Linked DNA regions of Homo sapiens: region 2 is linked to region 1. Evidence: read pairs that join two places in POLR2A ChIA-PET (ENCODE). Cell type or tissue: GM12878. All regions are shown on one strand. Links, peaks and the distances in the headings refer to the core of each region. The heading gives the core; the rest is flanking DNA. Region 1 overlaps NXPH2 (neurexophilin 2). Region 2 overlaps SPOPL (speckle type BTB/POZ protein like).

The links. Peaks named below come from ENCODE experiments on the same cell type or tissue, not always from the same donor. Only the 100,000 strongest peaks of a DNase experiment are listed, where the experiment ranks them.
Region 2: POLR2A ChIA-PET joins it to region 1 with 14 read pairs; 3 of 35 experiments call an interaction of 5 or more read pairs at or near these places.

Annotation. Positions count from the first base shown.
Region 1 is chr2:138,708,335-138,724,028 of GRCh38, reverse strand. The region is part of intron 1 of NXPH2 (neurexophilin 2); the gene reads left to right. Among named protein-coding and RNA genes, the nearest start is that of NXPH2, 64 kb to the left of the region's middle. RefSeq lists an enhancer at 11,350-11,439. In GM12878, for the core only: a CTCF peak has its summit at 7,625; no DNase peak of the experiment used is centred there.
Region 2 is chr2:138,527,170-138,542,863 of GRCh38, reverse strand. All of the region lies in intron 1 of SPOPL (speckle type BTB/POZ protein like), which reads right to left. Among named protein-coding and RNA genes, the nearest start is that of SPOPL, 33 kb to the right of the region's middle. In GM12878, for the core only: no CTCF peak of the experiment used is centred there; a DNase peak (open chromatin) is centred at 6,413; H3K27ac peaks cover 1,197 bases.

The DNA of each region.
Region 1 (15,694 bases), core at 2,611-10,610:
AATAATCTGTACAATAAATCCCCATGACACAAATGTATCTATGTAACAAACCTGCACATGTACCTCTGAACTTAAAAGTTAAAAAAAAAAAAAAGAAATTATGACCCGAATGGTTTAGGAGCAATGGTGAAATAATCCGGGGGAAGTCAGTGTCAAATACCAGTCAGCAATGGAAAATGTGCTGGGAGGAAGGCTAGGGGAGGCCAAAAAGCCTGGAATCCGTGGCAGCTCAGCTGCACCCTGCTGTCATGAAGTAACAGCTGTGAGGTGTGGGCGAGTGGGTGAGCTTCTCTCCAGCACCACCTCTGAGAAGCGGAAATAATGATACTCCACCTGCAATGGTACTGTGACAATTCCATTGAGTACCAGGGTCCTGGCAGGAGGCGAGGCCCAATAAATGTCAGTTTCCTTTTATGAAGTAAAGCCAGGGGGCCTGTGAGATGCCCACCCTAGAAAAGACTAGGGCCAGGGTTCCACATGGAGATAGAACTTGGGAAAGCAGGGCTTTAGGAAGAACCAAGACTGCTCCCCTCACAGTTGGCTTAACATAAAAACTTCACTCAGAGAAGAGTGTCCTCATGGCGTAATCATTGAGAACTAGATTTCAGGGATAGGTTTGAGCCAAATGGGCTGATTTTTTCCCCTCAAATGCCAAGTATTCTGCTAAATACACTCAACCATGATTTTTCATTCATATTCCAGTATGTATAATCTTCAATGAATTTTTTTAAAATTTCCCCCTCCTGGAACTAAATCCTCTGCCACTGCTGTTTGCTTTTCAAGGCTTCATTAAAGTTCCTTGGATGAGGGCTTTGAGCTTTGAGAAATGGACCCAGTTTGTTTGTCTGCTTGCTTGCTTGCTTGCTTGTCTGTTTGTGTTGCTTAGCTTTGCTTTAATGTGAAACCCTACAGTAAATCTCCTCAGTCTTGTTGTGGGAAAGAAAATATCTTGTCTCAAGCACTTTTTGCCTTTGCTTGCCCTGGCAATAGATATAAAATAATGTGGTACTTAACCTTTTTGTTTTTGTTCACCCAGAAAACAAGTAGACAAGGACACAGCAGGCAATAAGCAATGGCTGAAAAATCACCCAGTGCCACTCTTGACCAGATTTTGCATATGTTGAGCACTTGCAGAGGCCTGAGCTACAGAGGCCAAAGAACCTCAAAGGAAGGTGGAAAGAACTGATGTTTTTGAGTAATTGTAGGCACTTTATTTACTTTGTTTTATTCTTACAAGACCAGCCAAAATCTCTTGAGCAAAGATCACACCTTGGCAATCCATCGGCACATGCTATCAGCACCACCTTCTAAACGTTATCTAGAATATAACCACTGAACACCTCTTCCACCTACTAGCCTGGACTGGGCCTTCTTCGTTGTTCAACTGGAATCATTGCAGGAATTCCTTAACTATTGGAAGATCTCTCCTCCCACTGTCCCCTACAGTCTGCACTCAACACTGCAGTCTTAGGGATCTTCAAGCCAGTTAGATGGTGCCTCTCTTCTGCCCAGGACAGCTTCCTGTTGCTCTGGTCAGTTAGAGAAGATCCTGGCCTGGACGCTTGCCCATGCTTACTGGGTGAGTCTTCACGCTGCCCTGCCCAGGCTCCGCTCCAACCACACATACTTCCTTGATTTTCCTTCCCCCAAGCCCAGCTTTCTTCTGCTGTAGGGCATTTGCATTTGCTGTTTTCTAGGCATGGAATTCTCTTTTTCCAAAATGTGTTCAAAGCTTATTTTCTCACTTTCTGCAAGTGTGTGTTTAAATATGACCTTCTCACGGATTCCTTTCTTGACCACCTTAAATAAAAAGCAGTTCTCAGTTAGTTTCTATCCTCTTGCTCACTTTGCTCTTTACCATCAGTAGCATTCTTTAATATGTATTTGTTTATTGTTGTTCTGTCTACTTCTACTAGTGAATTTCATGAGAGAGACACTAACAGATGAGACTGACTTTCTGAGAGAAATTAATTTACCTACTTATAGCATAAGTGGAGCAGCTAGCATTCAACTCCCAGTCTGACTGTCTGTAGCCTGTGCTCTTTCTACTGAATCAAGCAACTGACTTTGAAGCAAAAATAGCCATGCTCCCGCCATTGCTATTGTAGGTCTGCAAATTCAATAAAGACAGAATACTCAAAGCACACTACACTTTCATATCTACCTGCTGCATCTAAATCCTGCAAACTTACAGGCATTATCCCACTTGCTAACAAGGTTACTCAGCCTGGGGAAGTTTAAAGCTTTATCAGTTTTAGGTTTGCCGAGAGAGAAGAAAGGTAAGAAAGCGAGGCTGAGCCTAGCAAGGGCGATTCTTTAACTCCCATAGTTTGTGTCTCTTCTGTAGCTATTAAACATAGTCTTTTTCTAAATTAGTTTTTTTCCCTACATACATCATATCTCTTCCATTGTGACTTAAAAAATAAAATAAAATGATCCTCCTGCCTACAGTTTTACCACACAGCCCTACCTCCAAATTCCTCCAGTACATCCTCCATATTGTTGTCAGGAGGGTCTTTATAAAACATGAATCTTATTATTTTGCTCCATTAAAAAAAAACAAACTTCTATAATATAAAATCATGATTTCATGACCTAGCATATAGACTCTTTCCAATTGAATTCCTGTGTTCCTCTCAGTCTTCTGGCTGGCTCAGCTTTCCCCACCTCTGGCAATTTTTTTTTTTTTCAGACGGAGTCTTGCTCTATCTCCAGCTTGGAGTGCAGTGGTGCAATCTCGGCTCACTGCAACCTCCACTTCCCGGGTTCAAGCGATTCTCCTGCCTCAGCTTCCTAAGTAGCTAGGATTACAGGTGCAGACCACCACGTCTGGCTAATTTTTGCATTTTTAGTAGAGATGGGGGTTTCACCATTTTGGTCAGGATGGTCTCGAACTCCTGACCTTGTGATCCACCCACCTCGGCCTCCCAAAGTGCTGGGATTACAGGCCTGAGCCACCACACTCAGCCCCTCTGGCAACTTTTAATTTCACAATACAAAAGTATTTAATAATGCCCTGCATGCGTCCTTCAGTTTCACATTTACACACTTTCTTCTACTGCAGGCACTCTTAAATACTACCTTCTCTGCCCTATTTCCATCTGTTTTGCATTTTGGATTATCATTAATATCTAGCATCTCTTGAGAGACTCCAATGTGTCAGGCTTTGTCCAAGGGGCTTTGTATCTGGTTTAATGTTCACAACAGCTCTACTCAGAAGCATTTATCTATGTTTTACAGATAAAGGAACTGAAGCTCAGAGACCCCAAGATCCTATAACTAGAAAATGGGAGAACAGGGATCTGAACCGTATTTTCTTGCCACAGCGCCAGTGCGTGTGGAGCCAGCCCCCTGTGCTGCCGTGGCTCCTCTGCACCCAGGATTACAGTTCCTTCAAAGAGCTGCACACTCCTCACTGTCAGAGCCTTTTCTCTCTCTTTGTAGCTGCAGTGCCTCAGTGACCTGGTCATCCATTTTGCAGTGACATAAATAGATTTAATTTATGACTGTCAATTACGTCTTCACACCAACAGTCCTGGGGCAGTCAGCCCTCACTCTTGACTACGTGGCCTTGCCTCTCACCACCCCTTCAGAGCAGCCGAAGAAATGCCTGCTCTTCACCGAAGTTTGTTTGTTCAGTTTATAATGACCCTGGTCAGTGAACACTGCTGTCTGTAAATACTCATGTTTCGTCATGGCCTGTGAGAAAGTTTACAAGCATACTTGTTTTCTGTTACTGAGGATTGTATGTAAGAAGACAAGACTCTCCCAGTCATTGCTTTTGTTCTTCATACCATCAGTACGAGACCTACTTTGCATTGTCCTTCCAGTGGTGGCGATTGACCTCTGCTGATCTAACCATATAGCCTCTGTTTTTTTTTCAAGTTTTTTTTTTTTTAACCTTAAAACTGCATGTTTCATCTAATCCCAGAACATTTCAATAGATTTGTTTTTTATACTGGATTGAATGATTTGAAAGTTCATATGGAAAAATAAATGCAAGAATTCCCAAGAATGTATGAGGGAAAAAGAATAATGAGGTGGTACATGTAGTACCATATATTGAAATTTGCTTTAAAGTTAATGTAATAATTTTTTTATAAAAAGCTATTTGCACAAGAAAAAGTAAATAGAGCAGTGGGATAGAATCAAACCAAGAAACGTATATAAGTACATGTGGGATGTTACAATATGAAAATGAGAGTGTTTCCATTCCATGGGAAATAGTTTAATAAATAATACTGGCATTATTTGGCTATGAAAAAATAAAGACTAATTTTAATAATATATTTAAACATTCAAAGTTTTGTGGTTTTTGAGGGGATGAGGTCTTGCCATGTTACCCAGTCTCCAGACTAGTCTCGAACTCCTGGGCTCAAGCGATCTTCCCACCTCAGCCTCCCAAAGTTCTGGGATTACAGGCATGAGCCATAGCTCCCTGCCCATTTAAAGTTTTAAATGAAGAAAGTAACACTATACATTCATATACTTGCTTTTCTTACTTTTTAAGAAAATTACCTTTGTAATTAAAAAGTATGAAAGTTATTTAAAAGTAATATTTACATATTATGTATTATATTTACTTATTACAAACAGTAAAACAATTCAGAAGCTTGAAAAGTAAATTCCGAAAGACTCCTTTCTTCGCCTGTACCCTCAACCTGTAGCTTCTCCTTTCGGATATTTTTAAGTGCATTTACTTATATACATGCACACAGACATATAAAGAATTTTCTTACCTTTATAGGGATGATACTCTATTTTGCAAATTCTTTTTTTTACCTTAAGTATATATAATTGTGGATAATCTTCCACAAAAATATATATAGACATATCTCATTCTTTCCAAAGACCACTCAGTATTCCATTATATAGCTCTACTTTGAGTTATTTAAGTAATCTTTTATTAATAAAGGAGCTTGTTAATCAAAAATGAAAAGCTGTCTTTCTTACTGTATCTCTAATTCTCTCCCCAGGAATAAACATAAACAAGTGTTTTTGTGTTGTAATTTTTCTAGGGTTATCATTACAATTTACATTACATTTTCCTCTTCCTCCCCCACCCCCCAACTTTAGCAAGTAGCTATTGACTTCCAGATTTAGAAATTCTACACTCTAGTGAGACTGTGTCTCCCGTCTCCTGTACTTCCCTTTATCTGCTGTTCTGGGGCTATGATTATGTATTCCATGTGTAGTCTATAGGTTAATTCAAAGCTTTTGAACCAACTTTAAAAAGGCATTAATGGGATTATGCTTTTATAAATATTTACTACAGAACCAAGTTATGCTATTGGATTTATAGAGAATTAAATATATCATTAAGACACTTACCTTTAGCCACTCATAGGATAATGCCCCAGGCATCAAGGTCCAGTGGCTTCTCTTTTCATTTCCTTTTAGTTTTCTCCCTTTTCAAGTCATATTCAGCTGCTACCTTTCTGACTCATAATATATTTCTTTCTCAGTTGTTCTGCTGGACAGCCTTTTTGAGTAATGTTTTTGGAGAGCTTGTGAGGGCAACAAGCTTTCTGAAACTTGTATGATTGAAAATATTACATAAAAATTGTAGTTTCAACATGGAATTCTAAATTCATAGTCATTATCCCAGAGAGGGTTTTGTTTGTTTGTTTGTTTGTTTGACAATCTTTGCTTCTTTGAGTTTTAGTGTCCACTGTTGCTGAAGGGAAATCTGTTGTTAATTCTCCTTCCTTTATAAGTGGCCCCATTTTTTTCTCTCTCTTAGAAATTTTTTAAATTGTCTTTTCACTAATTTCAACAGTATGTAAAATTTAAGTATGTGTCTTTTCCCCATCAAACTCACTTAGCCTTGGTGAGGACTTCAATATGAGTGATCTAATTTTTCTTAAACCTAGGATATTTTCATTTCATTATTTATTATTATTATTCTCTCCTCCATCCTCTTTCCTATCTGTTCTCATCTCTTAGAACTTTTTTTAGTCAGCTACTTAACTTCCTGAACCCATTTTTTATGGTTTTACTTTCTCTTTTATTTCTTATGGCATTTTTGGTTTTGGTTGTTGGAAATTTCTTTGCTTGAGCTTCTAGATCAATAACTTGATTTTCAACTCTATTATAATGTTTGAGAGGTCTAATGACTTTGATTTCAGCAATCTTATTTTAATTTCCAAAAATTTCTTTCTTGACTTGTTTTGCAGTACAATTGCCTTCCTAATCTTTCTAAGGATAATATTTAGAATTTTTAGAGTTGTTTTTGATCCATTTGATTCCTCACATTTCTATTGATAACATTTAGAATTTTTAGGGTGATTTGGGATCCATTTGATTCCTCAAATTTCTTTTGATCTTTTGTTCATATTTCTGAAGCATACAGGTTGCTGCTCTGGTCTGGATGTTTCTGTCTCCCCAAAATTCATACATTGAAATTCTAACTCCCAAGGTGATGGCATTAAGAGGAAGAGGCTTTGGGAGTTGATTAGATCCATCACAAAAGGGTTTAGTGACCTTTTTCCAAGAGAGGTGCTTTTCCCTTTCCACCATGTGAGGATAGAGCAAGAAGGCACCATTTGTGAACCAGAAAACAGGCACTTACTAGATACCAAATCGGCTGGCACTTTGATCATGGATTTTCCAGCTTCCAGAACTGTGAGATGTTTCTGTTGCTTATAAGTTACCTGGTTTATGGTATTTTGTTATAGCCAAAACGGACTAAGACAGTTGCCTTGAGATGCCATATCATCAATACTGTTAAACGTTCTCCAGGTGATTCTCATGTGGGATAAAGCCATAGGAATGTTGCTACAGGGTCATAGGGTAGGTGTATGATTATGTACATTCTTCTTCACCTTGTCTTTGGTCGTTTAATAACATATCCTGCATATTTTTCCTTATCAGTATATAAAAAGCTCCTTCCTTCTTTTTTACAGCTTCATAGCACTCCATTGTGTGATGGATCATTGTTATTTCACTATTTCTCTGTTGATTTGAAAACTGTGAGTTCCAAATATCACACCAAAGAATTCTTTCTTTTAATTCTGTAGTGAATAATCTTATCCATCTGTCATTTCAAACATGTGCAGTTATACCTGCAAGATAAATTCTTGAGAGAGGAATTGCAGGCTCAAAAGTTAAGTGTGTTATTAATTTTGGTAAATACCAACCAATTGCCCTTCAATTTTAAACATGAGGAAGCAGCCCCAGAAAGATGAGGTGATTTGATCATACTTTCTTAACAAGTTTATTCCAGGGTGGGAACTAGAACCATCACCTCAAAACCTTAAACCCAGTATTTTTTCCACTGTGTCATGCCGCTTTTCACTGTGCTTTATGAGCAGAAACAATAGCTACATCAGTCAATTGGGTGGAACCGATCATAAGGGGCTACTCAGGATAACAGGGATAGGTATCTAGAAAAGGACCGAATACCTGTTGTCTTAGTCGTCTCAGGCTGCTGTAACAACAATACCACAAACTGACGGGCTTAAACAACAGATGTTTATTGCTCACAGTTCTGGAAACAACAGATGTTTATTGCTCACAGTTCTGGAGATTGGAAAGTTCGAGATCAAGGTGCCAGCAGATTCAATGTATGGTGAGAGTATTCTTCCTGCTTTGCAGATGGCCGTGTTCTCAATGAGGCCTCACATTGCAGAGAGAGGGAGCTCTAGTCTTTCTCTTTTTATAAGAGCACTAGTTTCACCCTTGGGACTCCACCTTCATGCTCCCATCTAAACCTAGTTTCCTCCCCGAGGCCCGGTCTCCTACTACCATCCATTTTATGGGGATATAAACATGCAGACCATAACATCATGGTTTCAAGAAATAATAAAAAGATATATCCATATGAAGATAATGCAACATAATGTTGCTATTTAAAAAAATGGAGTTCGGTATGCTATGAAGTGTAAGGAAATTTTGGAGAGAGAAATCAGAGTAAGAAAAACTAAAACCAGAAACACCAGAGATAATAGCAGTTTTTCTCAACTCCCAAAGAAGCTTCCAAAGAAACTCCAAGTACAAAGTCAACAAGGACAAAGAAAAAAGTAGATCATCAGGCAATTGCCAATATATGTAAGAATTAACTTTAGAATAGTTGGTCCAGCTATTTCCCTAGCCCTCACCCCACCCCAGGACAGAGAGGCTACTATATAGCTGGCATGGAGAGTTCCTGCCCTTGGTATAAAATTCAAGACCTGTTCTCTGTTGAAGAGGTGGCTGATGAGACTGGGAAGGGATTCTAGTAAACATCCTGGACCTGGGAAGGAAAAGAAATGGAGATTTAGGTGACTCTAGACCTCTAGAGGGAAAATATAAAGGAAACAGCTTTGTCCAGAAGTAGAAACAGGAAAGCCCTCTACCGCCAGAATAAGGATCTCCTTCTTCGGCTATTGTAAGGATTCCCAGCCTCCTGTCTGCTTCTAGTCAGTGTGCCCTCCTGGGAAACCCACCTGTCCACATGCCCCACCAGTGACACAGAGGTGTTCTCCCCTCCAATTCAGAGGAGAAAGCACTTGGTAAACAAACCCTGGTTTATTTACCCTGATAAGCAGGGTTATGTTCACTTTGTTATAATTCACCCTGCTATTGTGATGTTTGTTATATTCAATACATTTATTTAAAAATCTGATGTATGGACACACATTATGACAAATTAAATCTAGAGGAAGGGCTCAAAAAATTCCCTGCAAATAATTATAAGTCGCAGCCAAGGTTGAGAAACTCTACTCTAAATAACTGGACTAAATAGTTGTATGTATCCAGTATAAAATAATCTCTGCTTTTTAAATATTGAGTTGATAGTGAAAAATCAAACTCTAAACTCACTTAATAGATAATAAATATTGTGCCAAGAGAGCTATTAGCTTATAGTCAATTATAGTAAATATCCAGGGATTCAAGTAAAAAAACAAAGTGACTGTAGTGAATCTACAATGAAATAGAATTCTTTTTAGCATGCTCGGATGAGAGTACCTAGAGTTGATAGAACACCAATGCATCCATCACTCATGATTAACCCATATTTTGCTTCAAATTTCACTTCTAAGTTTTACTTTTCCACTTTCCCATTGATGTTCAGGAAATTTACGGTAATGTGTCTACTCATGAAATTCTTTTAGTCATTCTTGCTGAATTATCATCTGTACATTAATGTCATTCATCAGTTCTGGAAAATACATATACACATATTATGCCATTATATGTTATATTATTTGACATGAATTCAAGTTGTTTAGGTACATAGTCTAATTTCTTTCAGGCACTGGACTTTTTGCTCTTGTGTTCTTTTGCATGAATCCGTTGAAACAAATTAGATAATTTGGTATAAGGATATAGTGGAGCAAAGTAATTCAATGAAATTAACACCATTATCCCAGAAGGTGGACTTGGATCTTCAGTACCTTTTTTCTTGGATTTTTTTTTATCAGACCAGTAATAGAAGTGTGTGTTATTTCCAATTTGTAGGGAAGCGAACACAGTCTGCCTGCTTCCTGTCTCTGTGTTAGATAGAGGAGTCCAGCAGTCACTCATTGAATATAACCTTCAAAAAGACTTTAAGGTTCTTCCTAAGGTGTGGAAATTGGAAGTCTTCTAATTAATGAGAAAAGTTACCCCATTTCTAGTAATTCAGAGATATTCAGGATATGAAATTTAGCTTAAAAAGATATATCCATTATTAAGTGGGATATAGGACAGGAGCTTAATAAATATTTGTGGAATTAATGAAAATACAAATAACTATTTTTTAAATAGGGAGCCAAAAATACAAAAATATAACTACTTGTAGGGATCTTATGCTGAGATTTTATTTGCTCTTTTGCTTAGCATGCCCTCTGCCCCTATGTACGCACATACCTACAGCAAGAGAGAAGCAGAGTTAGAAAATAAATTTAATTTATTCTAGTATGAATTTTGAGAACTGAAATAACCAATAATAACCATACAAATGGGCTATTTATTGTATTAGGACATATATTTAAGCTGCTACACTTTTATGACAATAAGAAAAAAGAAAGAAGCTCTTCTTGCTGATTTTTTCTGTTTTGTTTTATTAGTTGTAGTGAAATTTTTTTTTTTTTGCTTTTTTGTTTGTTTCTTTGTTTACATAACTTGTGAGTGGTGCACTGAATAGGAATGTGCCAATAGGAACTAATATTTATCTAGCAAGCAGATAAAAATCAGTATCTGGAGGATTGTTCAGTAATTTACGCTGAAAATAGAAAGGTTTGATAAGGAACACATTGGATTCCCCTGATGAGTACGTTGTGATTTGGTGCGAAACAAAAGGCTGGAGAAGCTCCCCTCTGTCCCTGCTGTCCTGTCGCAGTTCTACTGCCTGGTCCCATGGCCTCATCACAGAACACACATCATGAGGCAGTCTCTGGAGATCCTGAGCAAACAGAGATTTTGCACACCAATTTGCAATTAAAACACACACACACACACACACACACAGAACGTTTTCTACAGTTGACTTTAAGTGCTGTTAAAGCCAGCTTTAGAAAGGGTTTTACATATATCATGTTTTCCTTTCCTATATTCATTTTATTTCTCTCACTGAAATCAGGAGATGAATCCTGAGCACACTGGATAACCTAACACCACGCAGCAAAGCTCTGAGTGAAGTACACTGGGCTTTTATCTTGTCTCCCTTCCTTTGGAAGCTTCTAAAGATGGCTGGGGGACAAATAATCTGTCACTCCCAACGTACAAAGGTCCCTCTTCAGACCGTTTGGGTCAACAACAAATCCTCCTAGAAAATTCAGCATGCTGTCCTGTGACTGCTGAGGTTCAGTGCTTGAATCAAGGGAGGTCAGACCCAAATCCAAAGGGCAGCTGGCAGGAGCCCAGTCGCAGATCCATCTCAGAAGAACCATCGGCAGTGGGGAAGTAGATCCTGAATGGCCTTTCAATTCAGGCTTCTCCCAGAAGGAGGCCCCTTGGGACTTAGCAAGGACTGTTTCTCTATAGTCAATTACTGAAGACCTGGAAGCTTTGGATAATTAATTTAGTTTATTTCTTCATTCAGAAGATTTTCTTGAATAACCAACACTTAAAAATCATGTGAAGACCATCACCAGTGTTAGATATAGCTGAGAGAAGAAAGAATTGGAAGGAATTTATCACAAGTATTTACTAATACAGCCCCTGTTTGCTCCTTTTCTCAATAATATTGGCTGAACACCTGCTGTGTGCTAGGCCGTGTGTGACATAGACCATCGTATAAGGCCTTGGTCTAGTCTTCATGGAGTTTTCCATTCACACATGAAGATAAGAGCTGAACCCAAGTGTTTATAGTGCAGTGGACTTTGTGGTCAGAGGCACAATAGCCAATGCTTTGTGGAACAGTAAAGTAACTCTCAAGAACATAGGAAGGGGGTGAGGGGAAGGAAGCATTGCCTTCTGGGAGTTAAATCAAGCAGGTATACTTAGACATATTTAGTGGTTGAATTTGGTCAGGGGATAAACCAAAGATACTGTGCTGCCACCGAATTTGGGGGAAGCAGAACTGCACTTGAAGGCTCCTTAGTATCCCAGGGTGGGGGGCAATGTTGTGATGATTGTATTGTTGGCCATTCTGAGTAAAACTGAGTCAACATGTGGTCAACCCAGAGAGGACAGAACTCCGAAGTCCAGAAACAGGAAATGATCTTTGGCCTAAGGTTATGAGCAGTTCAGCCTCTGTGACAGAGAAATTCCTGTTTTGACTCATCAAGCCAGCAGTTTGGTTTGATTCCACACTCACTAAAAATTCTGATTCTAAATTGGCTTCTGGTTCAGGCCTATCCACTGGGGAGAGACTGTTTTACTCATGTAATGCACAGACTTCCATCCATGAAGGTTCTAGCTGTTGCTGTAAATTAATTAATTTAGTGGCATTCTGCGATGCACGTGCACACACACACATCAGTTCCATGAGCTGATGTGATGTGTATTTATTCCTGAGAGGCAGTTCTGCCCAGGATGTGCTGCTCAAAGTTAAGTGCCTCAGCCTACTAAACTGAAGATCAGATACTGGCCTTGGTGAATGTCCCAAGGTGCTATGAAACCACTTGGCAGCCAGCCATCTGCCCTCTTCTAGTGACACCCCAAGCTAACTGGTTGCTCTTTAGATGAAACTAAACATAAGCCAAATGGTACAAACTGTGCCAGACCAGCAGAGGATGTTCATTTTACTTCTAGCTAGAGTGATCATGGAAACACTATCCTTAAACAAAACGTAGAAGTTCATTAAGCAAAGAACGGTGTAAATGAGAACCACAAAGGCCATGTCATGAGGCAGACACAAAGGGATGTGCCCAACATGGGCAGTCAGGAGCTGGAGGGGACATGTCTGTTAGGAGATATCATGGAAAAGGTGGACTGGGCTTTTGTGGGAGGCCTGAACTGCTAGAATCATCCTTTTGAATCACTGAGTAGGAACTAAAGAACAATTGATAGGTTTGAGTAAAAGAATCTGCACTGTATATGATACTGCAACCAAAGACGGATTCAATTCAAGTACAATTTAGAGGCAGACACAGGTTTGCAAGCTGTTGTCATGAGATAGCCAAGGCATCAAGTAGGATGGAGGCAAATGGATGAATGAAAGGAAGGTATAAGAGTGACAGGGGCCGGGCGCGGTGGCTCACGCCTGTAATCCCAGCACTTTGGGAGGCTGAGGTGGGTGGATTGCTTGAGGTCAGGAGATCAAGACCAGCCTGACTAACATGGTGAAACCCTGTCTCTACTAAAAATACAAAAATTAGCCGGGCGTGGTGGTGGGTGCCTGTAATCCCAGCTACTCCGGAGGCTGAGGCAGGAGAATCGCTTGAACCTGGGAGATGGAGGTTGCAGTGAGCCAAGATGGCGCCATTGCACTCCAGCCCAGGTGACAGAGCGAGACTCAATCTCAAAAAAAAAAAAAGTGATAGAAATGGGAAGGAAATTCCATTAAAGTGTCCATTAATTAGTGAGCTTTCCTCCTCTGGGTGAGATTTTTAAATAGAATGGTGCAGCGATAACATTTTGCAATATGAGAGTCAAAAGGAGCATCTCCCCTCATTTTAAGTGGGATCCGGCTCCAGGAAGATGGCAGCAAGATGACTGTGAACCAAGGAGCAGGGAGGACATTAGCACAGATGCTGAGTGGCCCAAGGAAGGTCGGGGAGAGACTGAGGAAGTCGGGGAAGCCAGCTTGGGTAAAGTGTTTGGCATGGGTGGTTTAGATGAGTTATGGAGTCAGAGGTGTGTTGGGCTGCTTCAGCAGGGTGGAAAACAGACGGCGAGTGAATCAAGGTTATGTTAGGAGAGTAATGAGGTCCAGAGCATAGAAACAGAAGTCTTAGTGAGGGAAACTAATGGAGAACTGTAGGCCTGAGAGTGGTAAATTATAATAGCTTATAGTAAAATTTATCTCATAGAGTCTAGGGTGGAGGAAGGATGCCAGCTAATCAATAGGCCAGGTAACTTCAAGATAACCTTCATTTGAACTAACTACTCTGCTTGGGTTTAAGAGAAGCTGCAAACTGGAACCCTTGTGTGTTGTTGGTGGGAATGTAAAATAGTGGAGTTGCTGAAAAAAAGTTTGGCGGTTTCTCTAAGAGCTAAACATAGAATTACCATATAACTCAGCAATTCCTCTCCTGGATATATACCCAAAATAATTGAAAACAGGGACTCAAGCAAATACTTTTATACCAATCTTCATTACAGCATTATTCACAATTGCCAAAGGTGGGAACAACCCAAGTATTCATCAAGAGGTGATGAATAAACAAAACGTGGTACATACATACAATTAAATGTTATTTAGCCGTAAAAAGGAATGGAGTTCTGATATATTTACGGCATGGACAAACCTGAAAACATTATGCTAAGTGATACAAGTGAGACACAAAAGGACAAATATTGTATGACTCCACTAACATGAAATATTAAATAATAAGTAAATTCATAGAGACAGGAAGTAAGTCACCAGGGGCTGGGAGGAATGGGAGTTATTGCTTGATGTTTAACAGAGTTCCTTTTTGAAGTGATGGAATAGTTTGAGAAATAGACAGTTGTGATGGTTGCACAATATTGTGAATACAAGTAATGCCACTGAATTGTACACATAAAAGAGGTTAAAATTAGGAAGCAACCAAAATATCCTTCAGTAGGTGAATGGATAAATAAATTGTGGTAAATCCAGGCAATGGAATGTTATTCCACAGGTGAAAGAAATGATTAAACCATGAAAAGACATGGAGAAACTTTAAATGTACAATACTAAGTGAAATACTAAGACACTGATCTGAAAATAGTACTTACTGATTCCAATTAGATGATATTCTGGGCAAGGTAAAACTAGGGAGACAGTAAAAGAATTAGGGGTTGGGGAGAGGACGGGATGAATAGGCAAAGCACAGAGGATTTTTAGGGCAGTGAAACTATTTAGTATGCTCCTATAATGGTGGGTACATGTCATTATACATTTGTCAAAACCCATAGGATTCAGCAAGAGTGAACCCTAACATAAACATGGACTTGAGGTGGTAGTTATGTGTCAATGTAGGATTGATTGTAACAAATGCACCACACTGGTGGGGGGAAAGGTGGTAATGGGGCAGCTGTGGGTAGGGAGGGGGGCAGGGGTATATGGGAAATCTCTGTACTTGGCTGCTAATTTTGCTGTGAACTCAAAACTGCTCTAAAAAATAAAGTCTGTTAATAATGGTTAAGATGACAAATTTTGTTATCTCTATTTCACCAAAATAAAATAAAATTATAAAAAGAGAAACTGTGAAGGCTGCTGTAGGATTTAGGATGGGAGAGAAAGTGCAGTGTGAGCCTCCCCTGGGCAGCTGCCCCTGTTTCCCTGAGAGGATAGAAGGGGCTGTTGTACCGTCTCGAGTGGAGCCAGCACCCCAGCATCCCCCAGCGACTCTCAGAGTCAGCCTTGTGGGACCTAAATAGCTTCCTCGTTGATTGGAATTAGCTCCATTGCCAGTCCCTGCTGCTAGAATACATGTGTGGACCAGGGGAGTATTTGAAGTGCTGGTTTCTGAAGCTTTTTGTTTGGTAGAATGCCAAAGAACACAGCTTTTGCTGTCATAATTGGTCTAAATTTAAATGCTCACTTGTTTTTGTTTCAGACTGGTTTGTGTGTGCATGGACACAGCTTAAGTTTGTGGGTATAGAGTATATTTTGTCAACATGGAGAGAGTGAATCAGAGCTTTTGTTGTCTAAATCAGCCCTTGTTTTCAGTCCCGATGTCCCTATGCTTTGATAAATGTCCTCCAGCCTGTGAGTCAAGGAGAGGTTGGAATCCAACTACTTAATTGGAGGTTTTCCAGTTCACAGTAGTTAACTTTTCTGCAACTTGTCTCCTTAATTTAGAACAACATTCAAAGAATAATAAGCACTATACCTCACATTAGCTTGGCCTATTTCTAGACTGCTATATAGAGTATTCAGAACTAAAAGACATTTGTTGTCTTTCAGGAGTTTTCAGTATGATTGTAGAGGAAAAAGAAAACTCTGGAAATGTATTAGCAATGTTCACTCAAATTGCTAAATGAGCTGGTTTAATAGTTTTCAGTGAATGCAGCATTAATTTGCATATTAAATCACATTACATCTTCTTCCATTAATGAAATTATTTTTAGATTTAGGCAATCAATACAGTCCTTTGCAATATTAAAATCCTGATGTACAAAATAGTGCCAGCTCAATTGTATGTTCAGATACTTTCTA
Region 2 (15,694 bases), core at 3,046-11,045, 180 kb after region 1:
CTGCACAAACATGCCAAACTGTAAAGACCATCGAGGCTAGGAAGAAACTGCATCAACTAAAGAGCAAAATAACCAGCTAACATCATAATGACAGGATTAAATTCACACATAACAACATTAACCTTAAATGTAAATGGGCTAAATGCTCCAATTAAAAGACACAGACTGGCAAACTGGATAAAGAGTCAAGACCCATCAGTGTGCTGTATTCAGGAAACCCATCTCACAGGCAGAGACACACATAGGCTCAAAATAAAGGGATGGAGGAAGATCTATTAAGCAAATGGAAAACAAAAAAAGGCAGGGATTGCAATCCTAGTCTCTGATAAAACAGACTTTAAACCAACAAAGATCAAAAGAGACAAAAAAGGCCATTACATAATGGTAAAGGGACCAATTCAACAAGAACAGCTAACTATCCTAAATATATATGCACCCAATACAGGAGCACCCAGATTCATAAAGCAAGTCCTTACAGACCTACAAAGAGACTTAGACTCCCACACAATAATAATGGGAGACTTTAACACCCCACTGTCAACATTAGACAGATCAACGAGACACAAAGTTAACAAGGATATCCTGGAATTGAACTCAGCTCTGCACCAAGCAGACCTAATAGACATCTACAGAACTCTCCACCCCAAATCAACAGAACATACATTTTTTTCAGCAGCACACCACATTTATTCCAAAATTGACCACTTAGTTGGAAGTAAAGCACTCTTCAGCATATGTAAAAGAACAGAAATTATAACAAACTCTCTCAGACCACAGTGCAATCAAAGTAGAACTCAGGATTAAGAAACTCACTCAAAACCACTCAATTACATGGAAACTGAACAACCTGCTCCTTAATGACTACTGGGTACATAACGAAATGAAGGCAGAAATAAGGATGTTCTTTGAAACCAACGAGAACAAAGACACAACATACCAGAATCTCTGGGATGCATTCAAAGCAGTGTGTAGAGGGAAACTTATAGCACTAAATGCCCACAAGAGAAAGCAGGAAAGATCTAAAATTGACACACTAATATCACAATTAAAAGAACTAGAAAAGCAAGAGCAAACACATTCAAAAGCTAGCAGAAGGCAAGAAATATCTAAGATCAGAGCAGAACTGAAGGAAATAGAGACACAAAAATCCCTTCAAAAAAATCAATGAATCCAGGAGCTGGTTTTTTGAAAAGATCAACAAAATTGATAGACCGCTAGCAAGACTAATAAAGAAGAGAGAAGAATCAAATAGACACAATAAAAAATGATAAAGGGGATATCACCACCGATCCCACAGAAATACAAACTACCATCAGAGACTATAAACACCTCTATGCAAATAAACTAGAAAATCTAGAAGAAATGGATGAATTCCTCAACACATACACCCTCCCAAGACTAAACCAGGAAGAAGTTGAATCTCTGAATAGACCAATAACAGGCTCTGAAATTGAGGCATTAATTAATAGCTTACCAACCAAAAAAAGTGCAGGACCAGATGGATTCACAGCTGAATTCTACCAGAGGTACAAGGAGGAGCTGGTACCATTCCTTCTGAAACTACTCCAATCAATAGAAAAAGAGGGAATCCTCCCTAACTCATTTTATGAGGCCAGCATCATCCTGATACCAAAGCCTGGCAGAGACACAACAAAAAAAGAGAATTTTAGACCACTATCCCTGATGAACATTGATGCAAAAATCCTCAATAAAATACTGGCAAACTGAATCCAGCAGCACATCAAGAAGCGTATCCATGATGAACAAGTGGGCTTCATCCCTGGGTTGCAAAGCTGCTTCAACATATGCAAATCAATAAACGTAATCCAGCATATAAACAGAAACAATGAAAAAAACCATATGATTATCTCAATAGATGCAGAAAAGGCCTTTGACAAAATTCAACAACCCTTCATGCTAAAAATTCTCAATAAATTAGGTATTGATGGGAAGTATCTCAAAATAATAAGAGCTATCTATGACAAACCCACAGCCAATATCATACTGAATGGCCAAAAACTGGAAGCATTCCCTTTGAAAACTGGCACAAGACAGGGATGGCCTCCCTCACCACTCCTATTCAACATAGTGTTGGAAGTTCTGGCCAGGGCAATCAGGCAGGAGAAGGAAATAAAGGGTATCCAATTAGGAAAAGAGGAAGTCAAATTGTCCCTGTTTGCAGATGACATGATTGTATATCTAGAAAACCCCATTGTCTCAGCCCCAAATCTCCTTAAGCTGATAAGCAACTTCAGCAAAGTCTCAGGATACAAAATCAATGTGCAAAAATCACAAGCATTCTTATACACCAATAACAGACAGAGAACCAAATCATGAGTGAACTCCCATTTATAATTGCTTCAAAGAGAATAAAATACCTAGGAATCCAACTTACAAGAGATGTGAAGGACCTCTTCAAGGAGAACTACAAACCACTGCTCAATGAAATAAAAGAGGATACAAACAAATGGAAGAACATTCCATGCTCATGGGTAGGAAGAATCAGTATCGTGAAAATGGCCATACTGCCAAAGGTAATTTATAGATTCAATGCCATCCCCATCAAGCTACCAATGACTTTCTTCACAGAATTGGAAAAAACTACTTTCAAGTTCATATGGAACCAAAAAAGAGCCTGCATTGCCAAGTCAATCCTAAGCCAAAAGAACAAACCTGGAGGCATCACTCTACCTGACTTCAAACTATATTACAAGGCTACAGTAACCAAAACAGCATGGTACTGGTAACAAAACAGAGATATAGACCAACGGAACAGAACAGAGCCCTCAGAAAGAATGCCGCGTATCTACAACCATCTGATCTTTGACAAATCTGACAAAAACAAGAAATGGGGACAGGATTCCCTATTTAATAAATGGTGCTGGGAAAACTGGCTAGCCATATGTAGAAAGCTGAAACTAGATCCTTTCCTTACACCTTATACAAAAATTAATTCAAGATGGATTAAAGACTTATTAGACCTAAAACCATAAAAACCCTAGAAGAAAACCTAGGCAATACCGTTCAGGACATACGCATGGGCAAGGACTTTATGTCTAAAACACCAAAAGCAATGGCAACAAAGACAAAATTGACAAATGGGATCTAATTAAACTAAAGAGCTTCTGGACAGCAAAAGAAACTACCATCAGAGTGAACAGGCAACCTACAGAATGGGAGAAAATGTTTGCAATCTACTCATCTGACAAAGGGCTAATATTCAGAATCTACAAAGAACTCAAACAAATTTACAAGAAAAAAACAAACAACCCCATCAAAAAGTGGCTGAAGGATATGAACCAACAGTTCTCAAAAGAAGACATTTATGCAGCCAACAGACACATGAAAAAATGCTCATCATCACTGGCCATCAGAGAAATGCAAATCAAAACCACAATGAGATACCATCTCACACCAGTTAGAATGGCGATCATTAAAAAGTCAGGAAACAACAGGTGCTGGAGAGGATGTGGAGAAATAGGAACACTTTTACACTGTTGGTGGGACTGTAAACTAGTTCAACCATTGTGGAAGTCAGTGTGGCGATTCCTTAGGGATCTTGAACTAGAAATACCATTTGACCCAGCCATCCCATTACTGGGTATATACCCAAAGGATTATAAATCATGCTGCTATAAAGACACATGCACACATATGTTTATTGCAGCACTATTCACAATAGCAAAGACTTGGAACCAACCCAAATGTCCAACAATGATAGACTGGATTAAGAGAATGTGGCACATATACAACATGGAATACTATGCAGCCATAAGAAATGATGAGTTCATGTCCTTTGTAGGGACATGGATGAAGCTGGAAACCGTCATTCTCAGCAAACTATCGCAAGGACAAAAAACCAAACACCGCATGTTCTCACTCATAGGTGGAAAATTGAACAATGAGAACACACGAACACAGGAAGGGGAACATCACACACCGGGGTCTGTTGTGGGGTGGGGAGAGTGGGGAGGGATAGTATTAGGAGATATTCCTAATGTTAAATGATGAGTTAATGGGTGCAGCACACCAACATGGCACATATATACATATGTAACTAACCTGCACGTTGTGCACATGAACCCTAAAACTTAAAGTATAATAAAAAGAAAAAAAAAAAAGAAAACAGCTAAGAAGGTCCTAAGCTGGCTGACATTGCTGAGCCAACAGGAAGTGAAGACTAAGGCAGAGTTGCAAATGGCCTGGCTAAGCACTGAAGAAGTGATCCAACAGATAGGCAATGTGAAAAGACTGGAAGAATATTTTTAAGGGTTCTTGTGTATGGAAATCAAAAATAGGTTGAAAGTGAAAGGATGAAAAAAGGTATTTCATGCAGAAGAGAGCTGGGTGGCTATGCTACCATAAGACAAAACAGACTTTAAGTCAAAAATTGTTATGAGAGACAAAGGATATTATCTATTGATAAAAGGGTCAATTCATCAAGAAGGTATGACAAGTACAAACATATATACACCAAATAATAGAGCCCCAAACGATATCAAGCAAAAACTAACAGAATTAAAGAGAGAATAGACAATTCTACAATAATAGCTGGAGACAGAAATACCCAACATTCAATGATGCAGAGAACGAGGAAGATCAATAAAGAGATAGAAGACTTGAACAGCAGTATAAAATAACTAGACCTAACAGCCATTTCACTCATCAACAGTGGAACACACATTCTTCTCAAGTGCATATGGAATGTTCTCAAGGACAGACCATATGCTACCGAGGCCACAAAACAAGTCTCGACGAATTTAAAAAAATTTAAATTATACAAAGTATCCTCTCTGATTGCAGTTGAATGAAACTATAAATCAGTAACAGAAGAAAAAATTTTAAAATTCACAAATGTGGAACTACCAAAACTGACTCAAGAGGAAACCGAAAATGTGAACAGACCCCCATAACCAGCAGAGACTGAACCACTAATGAAAAAAACTTTCAGCGTGACAACTTGAGGAGTTCCATGGACATACTCCCCAGAAAATTTGGTGAAAAATATAAAAACACTGCTGGAAGCACAGAACAAATGAAGAAACATTTATTCAAGAAAATTTAGTAGAGACTATGAGAAAAGTGAGAGTCTGTGGTCTTTGAACCAGGAGCTGCTCTGTCCTAACTCAAGGAGTCAGAAACTCCACTCTAGACTGGTGTAGCCATAAGCACTGTGTTCCCTCTTCCAACAGGTCCAGTCAATGTCCTCCTGTGACAGGAAGGATGTCAACATTTCTCATCCTGCCTCTAAGGGAGAAGACCACCCTTCATATTGTCTTGTGCCCAATTTCTGCCTCCAAAGAAAAAAGAAGTAAAAACTAAAAGGCAGAAATGAAATCCACAGGCAGACAGCCCGATGCCACGCCCTGGGCCTGGTAGTTAAAAATCAACCCATGACTGAACTGCTTGTGTTATCTATAGATTCCAGACACTGTATGGAAAAGCATTGTGAAAATCCCCGTACTGTTCTGTTCCGTTCTGATTACCGGTGCATGCAGCCCCCAATCATGTATCCCCTGCTTGCTCAATCGATCATGACCCTCTCACGTGGACACCCTTAAGAGTCATAAGCCCTTAAAAGGGACAGAAATTGCTCACTCAGGGAGCTCGGTTGTTTGAGATGTAAGTCTGCCGATGCTCCCAGCCGAATAAAGTCCTTTCCTTCCTCAACTCGGTGTCTGAGGGGTTTTGTTTGTTTGTTTGGCTCATGCTGCTACACCTCTAGCTACTTAATGCTGATGTTACAGGTGAATGAAACCAAGAGGTAAGGGGCTGGCTCCCTTCTTCAAATCTGTCACTGCCGGAAAGGTGGAGGCTCTACTTTGGGCATGGTGCTGTCAGGGTACCAATCACTGCTGTCTTGGCTTGTAAACTGTGGGTTCCATACAAAGAGCGTGAAGATAAGAAGAACTGAGGCTACTGCCTCCCTCCAGCACAGCTCCTACAGTAGAGATACACTGGGAAAGAAATACCATTGTTCCTTCCTCCTTACTCCAGAGCCTGGGCTTGGAGATGTTTGCCTGTGGAAAGAAGTGGACCATAAAGCAGACTGCTTTTAATCTCTTCCCAGAGAAAAGAAGTTCATTTGCAAGGAAACAGGCAAGCATGATCTGAAAAACAGTAGAGGCTGTGAGAGGCAAATGAGAAGAGACTGGAGGAATCAATGGATACAAAGGCTAAACTACAGGACAGCTGATTTGCCCAAAAAAAAACAGGAAAAGACACAGCTGAGAGGAGCCCACCTGGATTCGGAAGAAATTTCAGGCACTGACTTAGGGAACTATTTCTTCAAAGGAAACCAAAGTTGATGAGTCTGCAGAACAACATAATGCCCCAGGGCATTGTTGAAAACAGTGCAATTAGCACTAGATTAATGGACCTTAACAGATGTGAGTAGTCAGGCAAAAAGAAAGCCCTGCCAAACCACCATCACCCAGGGTAACTGGGAATACCCAAGGCTGCTTCCCCAGAGGTGCAACATCAGAGGCTTAACACTGTGTGCGTGTGTGTGTGTGTGGGGGGGGGGCACTAAATAGACTCCACTAAAACAGTCCATAAACAAAATAAGCAAGAAGCAACAGCATGCACTGGAAGGAAGAAACCAGTTCCAAGAATTTCTCAATTTACTACATAAAATATCCAGCTTTGAATAGAAAATTACGAGGCATGAAAAAACAGAAAGTATGACCCATATGCTGGGGAAAAAAACAGATAACAGAAACTGTGATTAAACTTACATGTTGGATTTAACAGACAAAGCATTCCAAATAGCCATTAATAAGTATGTGTAAAGAACTAAAGGAAATCATAATTAGAGGAAGGTATGATGACAATGTCACACAAAAAAAATAAAGAATGTCAACAAAAAGGTAAAGGTTATTTTTTTTAAAAGAACCAAATAAAAATTCTGGAGCTGAACCATATAACTGAAATGAAAATTCACTAGAGGAGGTCAACAGTAGATATGAACAAATAGAAGAATTAGTGAACTTACAGACAAATCAGTAGAGATTATACAATCCAGACAGAAAAATATGAAGAAAAATGAACATCTTCAGAGAACTGTAGGACATTATTTTAAGCACACTGACATGTATATAATGGGAGTATCAGAAGGAGAAGAAAGACAGAAGCAGCAGAAAAAGATAACTAAAAAAAATGGCTGAAAACTTCTCAAATTTATTGAAAAGCAATAATATACACATTTAAGGAGCTCAATCAACTCCAAGTAGGTTAAATGCAAAGAAACCCACAAACACATGGATCACAGTAAAAATGCTGAAAAAGACCAAAAAAAAAAAAAAAAAAGCTACTAGAATGGCTATTAAAAAAAAAAAAAGGAGTGGGGAATCACCTGCATTGACGAGGATGTAGAGAAACTGGAATCCTTGGACATTGCTTGTGGAGATGTATAATGGTTTAACCGCTGTGGAAAACAGTTTAAGGATTCCTCAAAAAATTAAACATAGAATTACCACATGATCCAGCTATTCTACTCCTAGGTATATATCCAAAAGAACTGGAAACAGGTGTTCAAATGACTGAAACATAAATGTTCTTTGCTGCAGTATTCACAATAGCCAAAAGGTTACTAGCTAATAATCCATTCATTGATGGACAATCCAAATGTTCATCAAGCAATAAATGAATTTTTAAAATGTGGTACATGTACACAATGAATTTTCCTTTTTTTAAACAGTGTCTTGCTCTGCCACTCAGGCTGAAATACAGTGATGCAATCACAGCTCACTGCCCACACCTGGGTAATTTTATTTCTTATAGACACAAGATCTCACTGTTGCTCAGTTTGGTCCTGAACTCCTGGGCTCAAGAGATCCTTCCAGCTCAGCCTCCCAAAGTGCTGAGATTACAGGTGTGAGCCATTAAGCCTGGTCACACAATGAAATAATATGTAGTCATAAAAATAAATAAAGTATTGATGCATGTTACAACATGAATGAATCTTGAAAACATTATGCTAAGTGAAAGAAGATAGGCACAAAAGGCCACATTGTATCATTTCACTTGTTTTAAATATTGGGCAGATCCATACATACAAAAAGCAGATTAGTAGTTGCCAGACCTGTGGGGAGGGGGAAATGGTAAGTAATTGGTTATGGAGTTTCCTCTGGGACTGATAAAAGTGTTCTGGAACTAGACAGAGGTGCTAGTTGCACAACACTGTCAATGTACTAAGCCATTACGGAACTGTACTTTTTAAAAAAGTAAAAATGATAGATTTTATGTTATATGAATTTTGCCTCATTTAAAAAAAATACCTGCACATAGAAGTCCATATGCACATATATACACATTTCTTTTGTGATTAAAAAGTAATCAAAGTTGTCCCTTTGTTTCCATGGGAGACTGATTCCAGGACTCCCATGGATACCAAAATTCACAGATGTTCCAGTCCCTTATACAAAATGGTATAATATCTGCATTTGATATACACATATCCTCTGGTATCTTTAGATCATCTCTAGATTACTTAACACCTAATACAATGTAAATGCTATGTAAATAGTTGTTATACTGTGCTGTTTTATTAGATTTTTTAAATTGTTGTATTGTTAATTTTTTTTCCCATATATTTTTGATCCACAGTTGGTTGAATCCTCAGATGCAGAATCGGTGGATACAGAGGGTCAACTCTATAAAACACCTTCTATAACTATTGAGTCTATATTAGCCACTATTAGAGAATAAAGTACTAATCGTTATTTTTAATCACCCAAAGGAAAAACTATTGTTTCTTTAAAAAATGTCTTCAATTTTGCAGTATATCAAGTGTGTTAGCTATCAAGCTTCTAGACCAATAAAATATATAAATTATCCAGCAAAGTAGGGTTAAAAAAAATCATGCTGTCTAAAGAGCATTATCAAAATTTTATCCAGTTATAAAATGAGACTGATGTTTATGAGCTACGTCTTTCATTGTCATCTGCAATCAGCTCATTCATCTTCTAGGAGGTAGCTTAATCAATTGTGGTTTAATTATACATACAGTATTTTTGTTTATTAATTCTACAATTAACAAATGGTAAATTACAATTTTGAAATACTACCATATTTATGCTAAAAGTCCTCTGAACTGCTTCAGGATGTTATAACAAAATACTGCCTGAGGTCAAAACAACTTTATATATATGATGAAAAAGAGTTAATATAATATATAACATATAATGTTCAACAGTTTTGCTAAGACTGTACCAGGGAGAATAATTAAGATTCTAATAAGTGTTTATAAAGGTGATAAAATAGTAATACACATATAAATTTCTTAAATCTATTCAAATTAAGTATACGATGACTTTAGGGAAATACAATGAACATTTATTATATGCTTAGATATATCATGCACTCTAACGAAACCTGGGGTATGAAGATAAATAAAACACATTCCCTACTCTTGGCAAAAACTATAACATAGTAGAGGATACAGACACGGAGATATTTTGAATATGATAATATGAGAGAGTACTGTAACAGTGATAATGAAGCACTTCAGGACACAGAAAATGTCCTGAAGATATTCCCTGAGCTGTATTCTATAGGAAGCAAACAAGATTATAGAAAGACCACAAACAATAGCATAGACTTTAATAACAAGAGCTATATACTGAGACCAATGTGAATCAGTGCTTTGCCATGAATTCTGTGATCTTATAGATACTGGGCCTCTCCTTTGTTTATTAAATTATTATAGCACCTCATTGCCCTATGGTTGCTGAGTGGATAATAGGAAATTTTATACATATACACACCCTTAGCACAAAGTGAGTACTGGAGTAGAAACAGTAAGTAAAACTTTACTGGTGACAGTTGATGGTACAGATGGGCAGGGGAGATAAGCCTGGTAATGATCAAAACAATTAATGTATATAAAAAGTACTTAGAGGCTACCATGGGATGTTCTGCTTCTGGGGATAATGGAGTAACTAGCAGGTAAACTAAATTCTGCTGAGAAATAGAAAAACTTGAATAAAAATAAGTATGTTTAAAGGTATCTAGAGCTGCTCAAGCAATCAGGACAAAAGGTCACAAGATTCTAGAGAAGGGAGAACAACCTAAAGGTGGGCTGACATTTCAAGTCATTACAGAAGTAAAAAACGAAAACAAGGCCCAGAGCTGTGGCTCATGCCTGTAATCCCAGCACTTTGGGAGGCCGAGGCGGGCAGATCACGAGGTCAGGAGATCGAGACCATCCTGGCTAACACGGTGAAACCCCGTCTCTACTAAAAATACAAAAAAAAAAAAAAAAAAAAAATTAGCCGGGCGTGGTGGTAGGCGCCTGTAGTCCCAGCTACTCGGGAGGCTGATGCAGGAGAATGGTGTGAACCCGGGAGGCAGAGCTTGCAGTGAGCCAAGATCGTGCCACTGCACTCTAGCCTGAGCGACAGAGCGAGATTCTATCTCAAAAAAAAAAAAAAAAAAAAAAAAGCGAACAAAAATAAATAAATAAATTGGGCTGACAGACTACAGCCACTTTTCTCCCCAAGAATATTTGCAGATTCTAAGCATAATGCAAGAGCGAGAATCCACACTTTACCCAGACAGAGCCACTGCCATGGGGTGAAACTATCAGCAAAGATTCTGTTGGCCTTACGGCGCTGGAGATAAAACAGGATATCCAAGGGGCTAAGATCCTGGTGAGGTGCTCTTTAAGACTTCTGCCAAATGCTGACTTTGCATGCAGCAGGAAGCCAAGAGGCAAAGTTTTCAGACGTCTTATACTGCAAACAAGACAAGGATTAGAGTTGAGATTTGCCAGAGACAGTGTCCCAAGAATTTAAGACTCTAAATTGAAATGCCTGTAAAGTAAAACTAGACTGTATGAAGACAAATCAAATGTACAAATAGCCTTAAAACAGTCTTGATTCACTTTAGTCCCTGATTGGATAAAAGTTATCAGCTCCCACACTAACATGTCTAAGAAAAGAAAAAATAAATCCTGTCTAAAAGATTATCATCTGGAGCCTTTACAATTTTTACAATGACAGTTATTCAATAAAAAATTATCAGGCTGCCAAAAAACAGACGCTTATGAATAAAAGCTAGGAGGAAAAAAAAACCCAACAGGCAACAGAGTTTTACCAATAATTTAATTTTAAAAGAATCAAATGGAAATTCTAGAACTGGAAAACAACTGAAATTACTACTTAATATAAGTTGAATAGACTAAACAGCAAAAGGTAAGACTAGAAAACTTTTTAAAAGATCAATGAAGGTATTTTCACTAAACCAGAGAAAAAAATATAGGTATTACAAAGAGCCTAAGGCAAACGTGAGACACAGTGCAAGAGTCTAACACCTACTTAGTGGAGTCACAGAAGAAAAAGAGAGAAGCAATATTTGAAGAGGTAAGTAAGAATTTTCCAAAACTGGCCAACGAAAAATTGTAATATCTTGGGGCTTAAATATAAGTAGAATTAAAATGCATGCCAACAGTAATGTAAAAACCATGAGGGATAAATGGAGTAAAAAGTGTTCTTCATGGGGAAAAAGGTATTCTAAGGTTTTAGCATTCTTGGGGAAGTGGGGTAAAAATAATGATTGGCAGTAGCTCAAGTAACTCCATGAAGTATACTGTAATCTCTACAGTAACCACTACAAGAAAAGACAGCATAACTAAAAATAAAATAGATTTTTAAAAGGAGAGAAAAAGGGAAAGATTGTAAATAAGTATATAATTATATTATTTATAATTACATTTATACATAAGCCCAAATACTCCGTTAGACTAGATCAAAATCAGAATTTATTAATGTAATTTAGCCCATTAACAGAAAAAGGAGGGAAAAGATCACTTTGATAGTTGCAGAAAAAGCATTTGATAAAATTCAGTACCCATTCAAGATGAAAACGCTACAAACCAGGAATAAATCCTTAATTTTAAAAGTGTCTTAAAACACACACACACACACACACACACACACACTCACTCTACAGTAAGGTTTCCCTGAGAAACGGGAATGAGGCAAGAAGACCACTACTACCACTTCCATTCAACATGTACTAGAGGTCCTATCCAGTACCTTAAGGCAAAAATAAATAAATGAAAAGCATAAGAATTGGAAAGGCATAAAGAAAACGGTCACTATTCACAGTTAACATGCTTAAGTCAGACACACTAACAGGAATAACAAGGAAGTTTGTCAAGGATGCTGTATACTAAGTCAGCATATAAAAATCCATTATATTTTTATGTTAGCAACAATTGGAAAGCAAAAATTTTAAAAGATACCAAAGTATAATTTAAAAGTCTACTTCCTAGAAATAAATCTAATGAAGGATGCCATCTTTACACTGAAAACTACACAATGATATTAAGAGAAAGTACAGGTAAGCTAAATTAATGAAGGGATATACAGTATTCATAAATTAGAAAATTCATTATTCTAAAGACATCAATTTCAATATATGCAGACTGACTTCAACCATTGTGGAAAACAGTGTGGCGATTCCTCAAAGACCTAAAAACATAACTACCATTCGACCCAGCAATCCCATTACTGGGTATAGCCAAAAGAATATAAATTATTCTATCATAAAGACACATGCACACATGTGTCCACACACAGTGAACATATGTTCACTGCAGCACTATTCACAATAAAGACATAGAATCAACCTAAATGCCATCAATGGTAGACTGGATTAAAAAAATGTCATACACCACAGAATACTACACAGCCACATAAAAGAACAAGATCATATCCTTTGCAGGAACATGGATAGAGCTGGAGGCCATTATCTTTAGCAAACTAACACAGGAACAGAAAACCAAATACCACAGGTTCTCACTTGTAAGTGGCAGCTAAAAGATGGAAACACATGGACACATAGCAGGAAACAACATACACAGGGGCCTATTAGAGGGTAAAGCGTGGGAGGAGGGAGAGGATTAGGAAAAAGAACTAATGGGTACTAGGCTAACTAATACCTGGGTAACGAAATAATCTGTACAACAAACCCTCATGACAGGAGTTTACCTATATAACAAACCTGCACAGGTACCCCTGAACTTAAAATAAAAGTTTAAAAAAATTATGTATTTTCAGACTAACATATAAACTCAATGTAATAACAATAAAAATCCCAATGCTGCTTTTTGTGGAAACTGACAAGTTGATTCTAAAACTTACATGGAAATGCAAATGGGTCAAGAATACCAAAGCAATCATGAACAACAAAGTTGAAAGACTTAGAAGTAGAAAACATAAACCTAAAATATAGCAACTGTAATTATGACAGAGTGGTACTAGTGGAAAAACAGAGAAGTTGACTAATGAAAAAGGAGAATGCAGAAGCGCGCGCGCACGCAAACACACACACACACACACACACACACACACACACACAGGCACATGCATACACACACACACATACCTACACAAACAGTTCATTTATGACCAAGGTAACAATGAAGTACAATATGGAAACGGGGTGGTCAAAAACATATTCAAAAGGGCCATAAAGAATACATCATATTCATTATGGCTTTATAGAAGTACACAGAGAAAAATGATACGAGATGGGTATTACTTATTGGCTTCCTATGAGCCCAATTATGCAAAGAGCTCTACTATTCCAGCAGGTGCTTCCTAAGAGGGACAACCATTTCTAGTAGCTAACTTCTCTCTGCAAGTATACTTTCTACTCATTCCAGCAAGCCACTAACAAACTTCTTCACCAAGAGCTTTCAACTCATAATTTTTCTCCCCAAATATTACAAAGAGAACTATTTTGAAATTTGTTTTATAATAATCTGCTTCACAGCCAACTTTGCAGAAACTTATCTGTACTATAAGGAAGGGGCTATCTAAAATGTATAAATAACATTTTCCTGAAGAGAGGCAATTTAAAAACGATGAGAACAGATTTTTTCTAAAGGTTTTCAATATGCCAGGCTTAAGTATTTATCTAATTGATTCTCAAATTAACTCTAAGAAGAAGATAATAACTGCCTCTATCAATATTATAGATAAGTAAACTAGGTCGCAAAAATGCAAAGTAACCTACCCAAAGTCTTAGCACTAAAATTTGGCAGTGCTTGACTGGATTTGAGTCCAAGCTTACACTAAATTCTTTAAGACATGTCCTTTCCAGCATGTAAGTAACAGATAATGCTTAGTTTTAATAACCCAGAACAAAAGGGAGTCATACTGTCTTATCAATTCATATGTGACAAAGTATACAGTTTTTCTAGTAATTTTCTGATTTCTAGATACCTGAGTCACATACTGCACCCAAGACGGAACTTTGAGAAAAATGCATATGGTTCAAGGCAGTGAAATGAACACATTTATCAATCTCTTTTATTTCCCAACACGATACTCAATGAGATGACAACAAATTTTTACAAAAAAATAAACCAATAACAACGTTAGAAAATAAGAAAGGGTGTGACACTGGTACATCAGACATTTTTAAAAATTCAAGTCAGAGGAACGGCAATAAATTAGCAGAGATATAAAGGTAGATAAATCACAATCCAGGGTACTGTAAGTATCCATGTTTCTTTCAAGGAGGCCCAAAGAAAAACTAACCTTTCATCACATACACAAAGAGCAGGAAAAGGCCAAGTGGCAAGCCTCAGAGTAATTATTTTAGAAACAGTATTTAGGCTAGATGAGACAGCTGGGGCTCTACCCTTCCCCAAGGGTGGCAGTTGTAGCTTTTACCATCACGCCAAAGCCCAACAATTGCCCTCTAAAGGAAGAGGGACACCTGTCTGGGTATGTCTCTTGTGAGAGCGCCAATTCCTGAGAGACAAACAGGATACAGGTTGGACTAACTCTCAATATCATAGCAGACATTAGGAATGAGATGCGAAGAAAAATAAGGAGAAAAGATAACTTCTAACAGAAATCAAATAGAGCACTCTCCCACACAAAATAAAGCCCTCCTTACTTTGACATGTGTAACAGTTCCCAGCTTACGCATGCAACTTCAGGGAAGTCATCACGTTGAGACACCTTGCCCACTTGTACCGAAAGTGTCCATAACCTTCCCATTCAAGGAAGAGGATGCTGGGGAAACAGATCTACACAACTGCCCTGAAAACCATGACAGCCAGATACCATCTTTTAGCAACACAGTCCCTCATCCTAATATATGAACGGAAAGCCAAGGATAACAGACATTTGGGGAAAACTAATAGATAAAAGAGAAGGTCCAAAATGGGAAGAAAAAAATTAACAAAGAACTCTCATAGAAATGGAGACAATTCAGGGGACTGAATGGTATACTTTTAAAAAATTTCTCTTAAAGTACAATTGAATAAGACAAGAACAAGCTGCTTTGAAAAAGTGGTCAGAAACTAAGACTTCTTGATTAAAAATAAATGACAAAATAAGTTTAATGTGCAAGATAAATAATAATATAGTCATAACTGATGCATTAATAGAAAATAAAAGATAAAGACAACTTCTGAGGAGACAGATTAAAAACACAAATATAGGAAATATGAGAAATGAGGGAACTGTGGGTCAGATTGACGAGGTCCAGTATTGATCTGACAGGTGATCTTAAAGAAGGTAAGACTAGGAACAACGGAGATATATAAAGAGAAAAACACAAGATTATTTCCATAATCTGAAGGGAGACACAAGTTCATAGACAGGCCTCATCAACTGCCAAGAATGATTACTGAAAAAAGATCTATACCTAGACACATCTGGATAAAACT